2 separate regions of the Mus musculus genome follow, and region 2 is linked to region 1. Evidence: chromatin loops called from intact Hi-C (ENCODE). Cell type or tissue: left cerebral cortex. All regions are shown on one strand. Links, peaks and the distances in the headings refer to the core of each region. The heading gives the core; the rest is flanking DNA.

The links. Hi-C counts contacts between places; a loop is a spot of excess contacts. Peaks named below come from ENCODE experiments on the same cell type or tissue, not always from the same donor. Only the 100,000 strongest peaks of a DNase experiment are listed, where the experiment ranks them.
Region 2: it touches region 1 in a loop (3-fold over the local background); 10 of 42 quality-filtered maps call a loop at or near these places.

The regions. Positions count from the first base shown.
Region 1 is chr10:100,617,292-100,622,676 of GRCm38, forward strand. 1700017N19Rik (RIKEN cDNA 1700017N19 gene) reads left to right here. Exons shown (of 13, transcript NM_001081246.1): 13 at 785-1,100. The coding sequence ends at 810. Among named protein-coding and RNA genes, the nearest start is that of 1700017N19Rik, 28 kb to the left of the region's middle. In left cerebral cortex, for the core only: no CTCF peak of the experiment used is centred there; a DNase peak (open chromatin) is centred at 2,378.
Region 2 is chr10:102,446,769-102,452,153 of GRCm38, forward strand. No RefSeq gene overlaps it. Among named protein-coding and RNA genes, the nearest start is that of Nts, 41 kb to the right of the region's middle. In left cerebral cortex, for the core only: CTCF peaks have their summits at 2,884 (motif pointing right) and 5,183 (motif pointing right); DNase peaks (open chromatin) are centred at 2,881 and 5,177.

The DNA of each region.
Region 1 (5,385 bases), core at 315-5,314:
GAGAAAGATTAGCTTGTGTTTTCCCCCCATGCATACTCTTGCTAGGGCACAGAACAGCCTTTGTGGCATTTCCCAGTGGACAGATGGATTGCTGGAGGGAAGAGAGAAAGCACAAGCTGCCACTTGCCTGTTCCTCTGAGGCACTGGCAGCCAAGACCACAGGAGTGTGAACGGACCAGAGGAGTCTGTTGGGAAAATGTTACATGAGTGTAGAGGGAGAGAATAGAGAGGGGAGAGGGGAGAGAGGAGAGAGGGGAGAGAGGAGAGAGGGGAGAGGGAAAGAGGGGAGAGGGGAGGAGGGGAGAGTGGGGAGGAGGGGAGAGAGGAGGGGAGAGGGGAGAGGAGGGTTGTCTGCCTATGAGAATCAAGGACACAAGCTGAAGGTGGGAAGACAGATTTTCATTGCCAGTCTTCCCCGTGGCCGTATGTGCCTCCTGATAGGGATATACCAGAGTGAATATGGAGACGCCTGTCTTCCTATTAGCAACTGTTCATTCCATTCTCTCTAGGAGTCCCCTGAATGCGGGCTTCCATGTAATATCAGTTTAGTCTTTCACTCACCCACCGTCCAAAATGCAATGCTCTAAAACATTGAAAAGAAACCTAGTAAACTTGAATGCTTGAATGGTATTTTTACAATTGAATGGCTAAAGCTCCATCTTGGGTTTTTTTTTTTTTTTTGCCTTTAGATTTCATGGTATATACATATGTTCATATGTATTTTGTGATGATGTCCCAGCAAAAACGTCAAGAAAATTAAATATTTTGTGTATTTTGTTATTAGAGCCAAGAAGAAATGGGAGTAAGTAAGCCTGGAGGTTGAGAGAAGAGGAAAATGAGGAAAGAGAGAAGCTCCAGCCATCATCTGATTCACAATCAAAAATGAAAATTCAAAGAATGAGATATTCAAGTACTGCATAGTATATAGTGGGTAGCCAACGCTGATAAAACGCAAATTCTGAAAATAAGACGCAGGAAGAACATTGTGCTCTTTCAAAACTGATAAAATGCAAATTGCAAACAGCTGCCTGTTTATTTATGTATGTCTGGGATTCATTCAATACATTACCACAAAACATTTAATAAAATTTCAAAGTTTGGCAATTAAAATCATCCTTTAATCGTGAGCAAGTTAGAGCGCACAGACTGCGGGGTGAAGTTGGTGCTTCCATCTCTGCTCTTTGTGATAATCTTCACTGAAAACAGCTCCCACCTTTTTCCCCTCCTGGATTTCAGGCAGGGCTCTCAGACGTAGTTCATAAAGCATACACAAATTCAACAACGTCCCAGGGCTGCAGTTGGTGAGGAGTACCTTGGCAGAATTTTAATATGAATATCCTTTGATGCAGCAGAGACAGAGACAAAGTTGGCTTATCATGCAGGAAATTTGCTGAACAGTATCTTTTAATTGGCAACTGAAAAATTTGCTGAGATGGGCCACAGTCAAAACTGAAAAGCAAACATTTTCCTGTCCTCCCCCCCAAAAAAAATCAAAATTATATGATTATAATGGAGCAAAGGAGGTTCTTTAAAAAAAAATTAGTGAACTGACATAGTTCCCAGAAGTATTACTGAAATTTCAAGTCCTCAGTAACTCCAGAAGTACAGATAGAAGTGAGGGTCCAGTGGTGACACACACCTTTAATCTCATACTTGGGAGACAGAGGCAGGCAGATCTCTGAGTTTAAAGCCAGCCTGGTGAACAAAGTATGTTCCATAGTGAGACCCTGTCTCAAAACCAAAAGCAATTAATTTTTGAAAGTTTACCTAAAATCGCTCATTTTCAGTGTGACTAAAAGGAGAACCCAAATGCTTAGCTCTCAATCTAAAGGAACGAGTATGGAAGCATATAACATAGGTGAAAACTGACAGACTTTTCTTTAATCAGCTAAGATTTAAGGCATCGGGGAGCAAATCTAACAAATAGCTGGAAAAACAATAAGGAAGATGAATTACCATCTTAGAAGCTATTACGGATTTATCTGTAGGGCAGTTTGTGTGACACAAAATAATTTAGTCACAGAAACAAAGATACCATGTTTATCTTTCAGGTAGGAGTAAGTAAACAATACAGATCTCAGTTCAGGATAGCAGCTATTAGACGTTGGCGGTGGGCTGGGGATGGGGTGGTAGGATGGTGGTCTTGGAGTGGGGGGTAAAAACTTTAGATGAAAGGAACCCGAAAATCAAGATACAGGGAATACGTTCTAGTGTTCTACAGCATAGAATGGCTACTAGAGCTCACAATTACGTAAGTTATGAAGGTATAGAAGTGAGGTGCTTAAAGATTTCATCGTAAAGAAATGATCGGAGCTGGCAGAGTGACTCATCAGCTAAGGGCACCTTGGCTCCAGGCCTGGTGACCTAAATTCTTACTCAGCGCACCAGATGCTCGAGGAAGAGAACTGACTCTAAAACATTGTTCTTGATTTGACCAGTGCACACTGCAGGTGTTGAAATATCACAGTCCAGACCATTAATCCGTGCAATTGTAAACTATGTGTCTATCAAAACAAAGATGCTAATTACCTCTAGACTTAACTGTTTAATAACATATTAGCCAGAGTCCTTTGGTTCTTCTCAGGAAACCTTAAATTTATTCTAAAGTGAGTATGAAATTCCAGAGTGGTCAGAATAGTTTAAGAAAGGAGCGACAAAGAAGTATAAAATATAGGTTTGCTCTGAAGGGCAAGAGTAATGTTTAATTTACTTGAAATTAAATTTTGATTTGTTACTGGTTATCATAGGCACTACTATAGTATTTTAGACAACCTTAACGAATAATATAGAAGACCTCTTACACGGGCTTACATGCCCATGTGATGTGATACACCACAGAGGAAGGGTTGTTGACTGATGTAGGCAGCCAAATGCCTAAAAGATGGCGCCTCCCCCGTCTCAGTAAACAACGCCACTGCGCAGGCGCTAGCCTGAATCTGGCGCCAACCCCTCCCAGGCCGACTGACCAATCCCAGGAGGACACATAACCCTCCCCAGTGCTGGGGTGTATATAAGGAGTCCTCCCTGGGTTCCAGGGGTTCCTGTAGCATTGAGGTGTTCCTGGAATAAAGCTGTCGAGATGCGGACAAGGTGAGCGCAACAGACTGATGCAGAAAGGAGTGCCTGTTAATTAAATATGAGGGAATTCCTTACCTATTTGTGGGGAAGGATGACAATGGATTCCTAAACTTGAACAATAAATGGATTTTCAGATTAGTCAAGCGAAAATTTATAAATGCTCTATGTTGAATGGGTGCTTGAGTCAGAGAAAATTTATAAATGGACCCCTGAACAAGATTTTGATGAACTTAAGTTTACAATTGTGCTGGACAATGTTTGAGTAAAAGAAACACAAACCAATATGCTTCCCCCCTTCTTTTTGCTTTGTATAAAATTTAATAATATATTTACTATACTTAATGAAAAACAGGCGTGGAATACAAAAGCACTTGCCAGAAATATTGTTTTGTACAATGACCATGATCTACTTTTAAATTCACACAGATCCTGGTAAAACAAATTCACCAAATAAATGACAGTGTATTTGAAAATATTCGGTACTGGCCTCTGAAACATCTTCTGAAGATGTCGTTCTCATTGGTTCTCCTCTCTTTAATTTTATGTTCCTGGACATACATAATTTATCTCACACTACAACTGCTAACATTTTTTTTTCTTAAGTTCTCTTATGTTAAGTTCACTTAGGGAGCCCAACTAATTTGTTTCCAATTCTAGTCTTCATAAGTATTGATGCTATCTTAAAAAAATATTTACAACCCAGCCATTGTCCCCCTTCTAGTCCCCCCTCCCACAATTCCTCACTCTATTCCTCCACCCTGCTGTGCCTTACCCCCCTACTCTCCCAACACCAGGTCTCCCCCATTTCTGGGGCCTCAAGTCTCTCGGGGACTTGGCACATCTTCTCCCACTGAGGTCATCTTTAAGGAAAACTCACTACACACAACCTTTCCTTTGAAAAAAGGATATATATTTGCCACTGGCTATGTTTTGACCTGGAGATGTAAGTTCTAGGCCCACAATTTCTTTGGATTTGTAATTATTTTGTCACAAGTTGGTGTCTTTCTTGCTGGAAAAAAAAATAATAAAAGACATGTAGTTTGCTCCTGGCAGAAGAAGAAATTTATGCCATTTGTGAGGTTATTAAAACAGACCATCCTAGGAAGACAGGGAGAACTCTGTGTTCCAGTTCCATCTGCTTTGAACTGCTCTCACTCCACTGTGTGTGTGTGTGTGTGTGTCTGTGTGCGTGTGTGTGTGTGTGTGTGCAGACAACTGAGTTCTTTTTGCAAATGATGCTTTATGTTCTTCACCCCAGGGAAAGCATGGCCTTCCAGCAAGTTAAGTGAGCTTAGTGGGCTGGCTGGGTAATTGCCAATAAAGTCAGTAAACCCTTGCAGCTTGCAGCCAGTAGCCCCAAGAACTACTTAAGGCTCCCAAGTTTCTCAGGTGCTAGCTAGCCATTTGACCTTGGAGGAAATACTTCATTTCTCTAAAGAATACTTTTCTAATTTGCAATATACTTTTCTGATAGGAGTGGGCTGGATCTTAGAAACAATATGTGAAACATTAAGAGTTGTGCCTTGTGGGTTTTGATAAATGGTAACTATCAATGAAATATATCTGACAGATTATCCACATTCATTTCCTGGAGCTACAGCCAGAGTTACTCCACAAGAGATCAAGCTGAACTGAAAATCCCCAAAATTTAAAAATGATAAATTTGTGTAAATACTCTAGCTATAAGTAAAATAGTTCATGGAATACAAGTAACTATACAGACAGGGAGAACATGTAGCAAGTCTAGTAACATTTTTAAATGTTAATGTTGGCCACTGAAAATGCAAGTCTCTCTTATGTTTTTCCAGCAGGCTAATGTACTTGAATATTTTAATTTTAAGTATAATAGACCTATAATTTTCACATGTAAATTTTATGTTAGACTCCAAGGATGGAATTTTTATAAGGTCAAATCCAGACCATGATGGCTAATCATTTTGATTTGACCCAGGAGGTTCGTTCTAAATGTTTGCCATCTATCGCTTTCTTCTGAGATGGCTATACTGCCCCCTACTCAAGACCAGATGAGTCTTGTCTACACCAGCCTCACCCATCCTTGCTATGTGAGGCAATACAATATTTAATAAATAATAGACCCACTCATCCCCCTCTAAACAAAAGGTGATACTTGGCAGACATCAGGAACTCCTTGAGAAGCTGAGACTGTGACGGTTGATTGACTTGGTTAGATCTTGCTGTAACTCCAGACTCTAATTACAGTTTATCTAGGAAAGTCTTTAGCCCTAGGAATAGCCATTGCTTGCTCACCCCTGTGTCAGACCTAACATCTGGGGACTAACAAATTTC
Region 2 (5,385 bases), core at 218-5,217, 1.8 Mb after region 1:
AGTGCCATGTGCAAAGAATATCTATTATAATTTGTATCTGAGTGGCACCAGGTACTTTTAATTGCAGAGAAATAAAATGTAAAATAGAATAAGAATTTACCAAAAAAACATACTAAATCTAGAAGTGCTTACAATGATCTACAATTTTAATATTACATTAGGATGGTAGTGGTAATACATTAAGTATTTTAAAATTAACTTAAGCTACTAAGTCCCCAGAAGTAACTCGGTGAGAGAGCCCTTGAATAGCTTGCTCAAAGGTTTTTAACACTGCAAAAATAAGCAATGAAAATAAATTACTCACTCCTGAATTATTGATCTCTGAACAATAATCATGGCTCTCTGGGATAGTTACTTTTTATTGTCAACTTGTCAGAATCTCCAATTCCTGTAGATGAAAGAGCCCCAACTGAGGAATTGTCTAGATAAGTTTGAAAGTGCGCAGGTCTGTAGGGCATTGCTGTGATTGCTAATTGATGGAGAAGGCCCAGCCCACTGTACCATCCTTAGGCAGTTGAACATGGTGTGTGTGTGTGTGTGTGTGTGTGTGTGTGTGTGTGTGTGTGTTACCTTAGCCAGCCAATTAACAGGGTTCCGTCATGGTTTCTACCTTCAGGTCCTGCCCTGAACTCATGCCCTGGCTTCATTTAGTGATAGACTGTGAAATGAAAGTTTAAGTGAAAGAAACCCTTTTCTATGCAGTGTATTTTCACATTGTTTATCACAGAAAAGCAAAATAGGATACAAGCCAGGTCAGTCAGCCCTAGTTATTATAGTAAGCAGAGGAATGGAACGTGAATATTTCCTATGCCATTGCAAGGATTCCTTGATCGTGTGACTAATTCAAGATTATCAGAGGATAAACTGGATTTTCTGAGTAATACTGACATGATTATAACTATCTTCATAAAATGGAAGAAGAGGCAAAAATTTGAGAAGCTACATCATATGGAAGCAGGGATGGTGAGATTTGAAGACAGGGGCAAGAATCTCCTGGACTGAAAACCAGGGAAAGTTGGTCTCTGACATCTTCCGTTCATTGGAGGGCAGAGAAGCTGGAGTCTGTTGGCAGGAAAGGCTTGCAGCAAGAACAGCAATGGCAGAAATAGTGTGATTAAAAAAAAACAGTTGTCAGAGAAACAAAATGGGAAGCAAACATGACATGAAGCATCCTCCCATCTCCTTTTATCTCTTCTGTATGGAAAGGTGTCACCTACCCTAGAAAAGGAACTTTGCCTCTCATACATCTGCTGGGTTGGGTGTCGTTTTGTTGTTGCCAGGTCTAAACAAGTTAGCAAGCAAGACTAACCATCACAAGTGCTAATACTGACTTTAGAGAGCTGGCCTTCATGTCTGAATCACACAACCCACTCTAATAATTTATATTTTATAATATATAAATACATATTAATAATATGTTTGTGTATCTGGTTCTGATTCACTGAAGAACTCTACTAGACCAGAATAAATCAAGTTATCTACAAGATTGGTCTTTTGGAGGTCCATGAGCATCTTGTTTTAAATCAACAAGTTTGTGAGTCTTTGCTGGATACAGTATTGATTGAAGATTTATAAAAATCCTGTGTTGAAAACCGTGACTTTGTCAAGTGTTGGGGCACGCACCTTTAATCTCATAAGTCTGGAGGCAGAAGTAGGAGGATCTCTGAGTTCAAGGCCAGCCTAGTAGACACAGTGTGGGCTATATTAAGAAATCCCATTTCAGATAAAGAGAGAAACAGAGAGTGAGAGAGACAGAGACAGAGAGACACAGAGGGAGACAGAGAGATACACAGAGAGAACAGTTTATGGCTTACAGAGCAACAACTATTTCCAATATAATTTGATGTTCCATCATTCTCTGGAAGCAATAATTTTATGTTTACAATGCATTTTACATGGCTTTTACTTCATCTAAATATAAAGGTTTTGCTAGTTTTATTACAAGAAATATTGACCGAATTTCCACTTAATTCTGTGTTAGTTGTATTTGGTTTATTATTGGTTTGCCTTAGTTTGTTAAATAAATTTACTAATATTCCTCTTAATAAATACTTAACATATTTTCAATAGAACAACCCACTGGCTTTTGTTCACATTATTAATTAATTAATTAATTAACTAATTTGCTCTATAAGAACATTTGGTCAGAAAAACATGTCTGTACACCATGAACATGTGGTGTATCTGCTGAGGCCAAAAAAAATGGGGGGGCATTGAATCCTTCAGAGGTAAAAATATAGATGGTTCTGAGAGTTGATTGCTGAGTCATGTCTACAACCCTGGAGTCCAATTTTTCTCTTTTATTATATTAATTGTATTATATATCTACAATATATCATTCTATTTTTTTAGTTCTTCAGACATTCTATACATTGAGTTGTTCTTAGATCTATATTTTGTAAACTTAAAGTTTCTTTTTCCATTCAAGAGTAACAGTTTTGGATTAATGTAATCTCATTTATCTGTATTTGGTTTTTATTCCTGTGCTTCACAATGTTGCCCAAAATATCTTACTATGTAACACAACACCCCAGCTCTTCAAGACTTTTCATCGCTTTAGCTACCACTTTTAAGTCTTTATCCTGTGTTATTCACTATGCGACTTTCGGCGTCAAAGAATTGACACTTTTGATTTTTATTATTTTTGTTACTGCATATTTTATGTGTAAAGCAACCCTTAAATTAGAAGCTAGACGTCATGAGTTGAAATATGGTCTGAACAACGCGAGCTGAGATAACTGATTGCCACTGACTGCTTTGCTCTCCAAATCAGCAATTCCTTCCGTTGCTTTTTCCTTAAATAGGTGCCACAGTAAGTTCTCCCTGATAACATATATCCTGGGAGCTGCACAAGCACTTTCCTTTTCCTTATCAGTTGTGACCACTAGGTGGCGACATAATGCAAGAAATCAAAGTTTCAAAAGCCTCTGATTTTTTTTTTTTTCCCTTCCCACAAAACAGTTTTACAAGTTGTACTATGCTTCCCTTGAATTTAATCGTTAATTCAAGAATAAAATACTGTTTAGGTGTCATGTCTCTGATCCGAGCATTCTGGAAGCTAAAGCAGGAGGATGACTGCAAGTTCAAAGCCTGGCAAGGGCACAATTAAGTTCCAGGCCCGCTTTGGTTATAGAGATCCTAGCAAAACACAATAAAGCAAAGCAGAACATCCAGAAAACAAGACAATGACAACAACAAACTACGGGACTTTTTCAAGTCTTTTTTTTCCCCCACTTATATCCTTAAGTTTATAAAACCAAAAGGGAAAGCCATGTATATCATGTATATCATTAAATGAATATTATCTTCTTTCAAGATGTACAATTTACAACCGAAATTATGATACTGTTAATTTTAAATGAAATATAAGGTCACCTATTGTACAGTGCTAAGAGGACGAAAGGATAGCTTGTTCTGTAAGGTGCTTGACATGAAAGCGCAAGTGTATATTCCTAGGAGCGATATGAACTCAACAAGTCATGATGGTGCTTGCTTGCTTGCTTGCTTGCTTGCTTGCTTGCTTGCTTGCTTGCTTGCTTGCTTGCTTGCTTGCTTGCTTGCTTGTACCTGTAATGCTAGCTTGGCCAGGGAGAGCACAGGCAGATATATGAAGATCGTTTGTCTTCTAGTCTAGCTGAATCCATTAGCTTCAGATTAGGTGAGTCTCTCTCTCTCTCTCTCTCTCTCTCTCTCTCTCTCTCTCTCTCTCTCTCTCTCTCTCTCTCTCTCTCTCTCTGAACATATGAAAATGGAGAGTAATGGAGACATCAGCCTCGGGCTCATGTCCAAAAGCATCCACATGAACTTGTACATATGCACACATCAAAGACGTAGTGGGGTAGTGAGGTATTGGGGAAAGCTTTAAAGTAAGAATCGGACTTATGATTTTTCTGTTGGATAAGAATTCGTGCTTTATGTATCAGAAAATGGCCTACTCTGCCATCAGTGGAAAGAGAGGCCCATTGGTCTTGCAAATTTTATATGCCTCACTACAGGGGAAAGCTAGGCCCAAGAAGTAGGAGTGGGTGGGTAGGGGAGTAGGGGGAGGGTCTGGGGTACTTTTAGAATAGCATTGGAAATGTAAATGAAGAAAATACCTAGTTTTTTTTTTTTTAAAGAATTTGTGCTTATGACTTTTATGGAAGCTCTTATTATTGTCGTTTTGTTTTGTTGGTTTGTTTTCTGTTTTCTTTTTTTCTGCTTTGTTTAGTTCTTTAGTTTGTCCTAGATGATTTTATACATGTAGATGCTATATTTTGATCATTCTCCCCCTGGACCCTTTTAAAACCATTCCCCCCACTCCTAAATACCCTGCTCTCCACCAGCCTCTTCACAGCTTCAGAGTTTGGCTTGGTTTGTGAAACATTTGGTTTAGCCAAGGCTCTTGGTACGGCTGCTGATGTAACTATCCACTGGAGCTTGCTGGGGTCGCCACTGAGGACACATCTGAAGTCAGAGGCCCACATCGTTCTCCCAGACCCCGTCCAAAGCAGGAAGTGACGCAGCGAGACAGGATTCCTGATCCTCTCTTCCTCTCATGCTTACACCTTCCCCTACCACACACACATTTATTTTTATTAGATATTTCCTTCATTTACATTTCAAATGCTATCCCAAAAGTCCCCTATACCCTACCCCCACCCTGCTCCCCTACCCACCCACTTCCACTTCTTGGCCCTGGCGTTCCCCTGTGTTGGGGCATATAAAGTTTGCTAGACCAAGGGTCTCTCTTTGCAATGATGGCCGAGTAGGTCATCTTCTGCTACATATGCTGCTAGAGACATGAGCTCTGGGGGTACTGGTTAGTTCATATTGTTGTTCCACCTATAGGGTTGCAGATCCCTTTAGCTCCTTGGTTACTTTCTCTAGGTCCTTCATTGGGGGCCCTGTGATCCATCCAATAGCTGACTGTGAGCATCCACTTATGTGTTTGCTAGGCCCAGGCATAGCCTCATATGAGACAGCTATATCTGGGTCCCTTCAGCAAAATCTTGCTGGCATATGCAATAGTGTCTGCGTTTGGTGGCTGATTATGGGATGGACCCCCGGGTGGGGCTGTCTCTGGATGGTCCATCCTTTCATCTTAGCTCCCAACTTTGTCTCTTCGTACTTACACCTTTAAGGCAGACCCACTTGAGACTTCTTAGCTACTTTGAGTTCATGATTGCAGTGGCTGCCTTTGCCCAGTAGATGGCGCTTCATAACCCGACTCACATTCTTGCGGTGTCCTGCAATGTTCCTTGAGCCTTAGAAGAAGTCATAGGATATTTTATTGATGGTCAGTGATTCATCACTTATTCTCAGATCATTATATCCATTCACAGAGCAATCCCATATTTTTTCTAAGATAATTTAAAAACGTTAATAGTCTCTCCTTTATTCCAT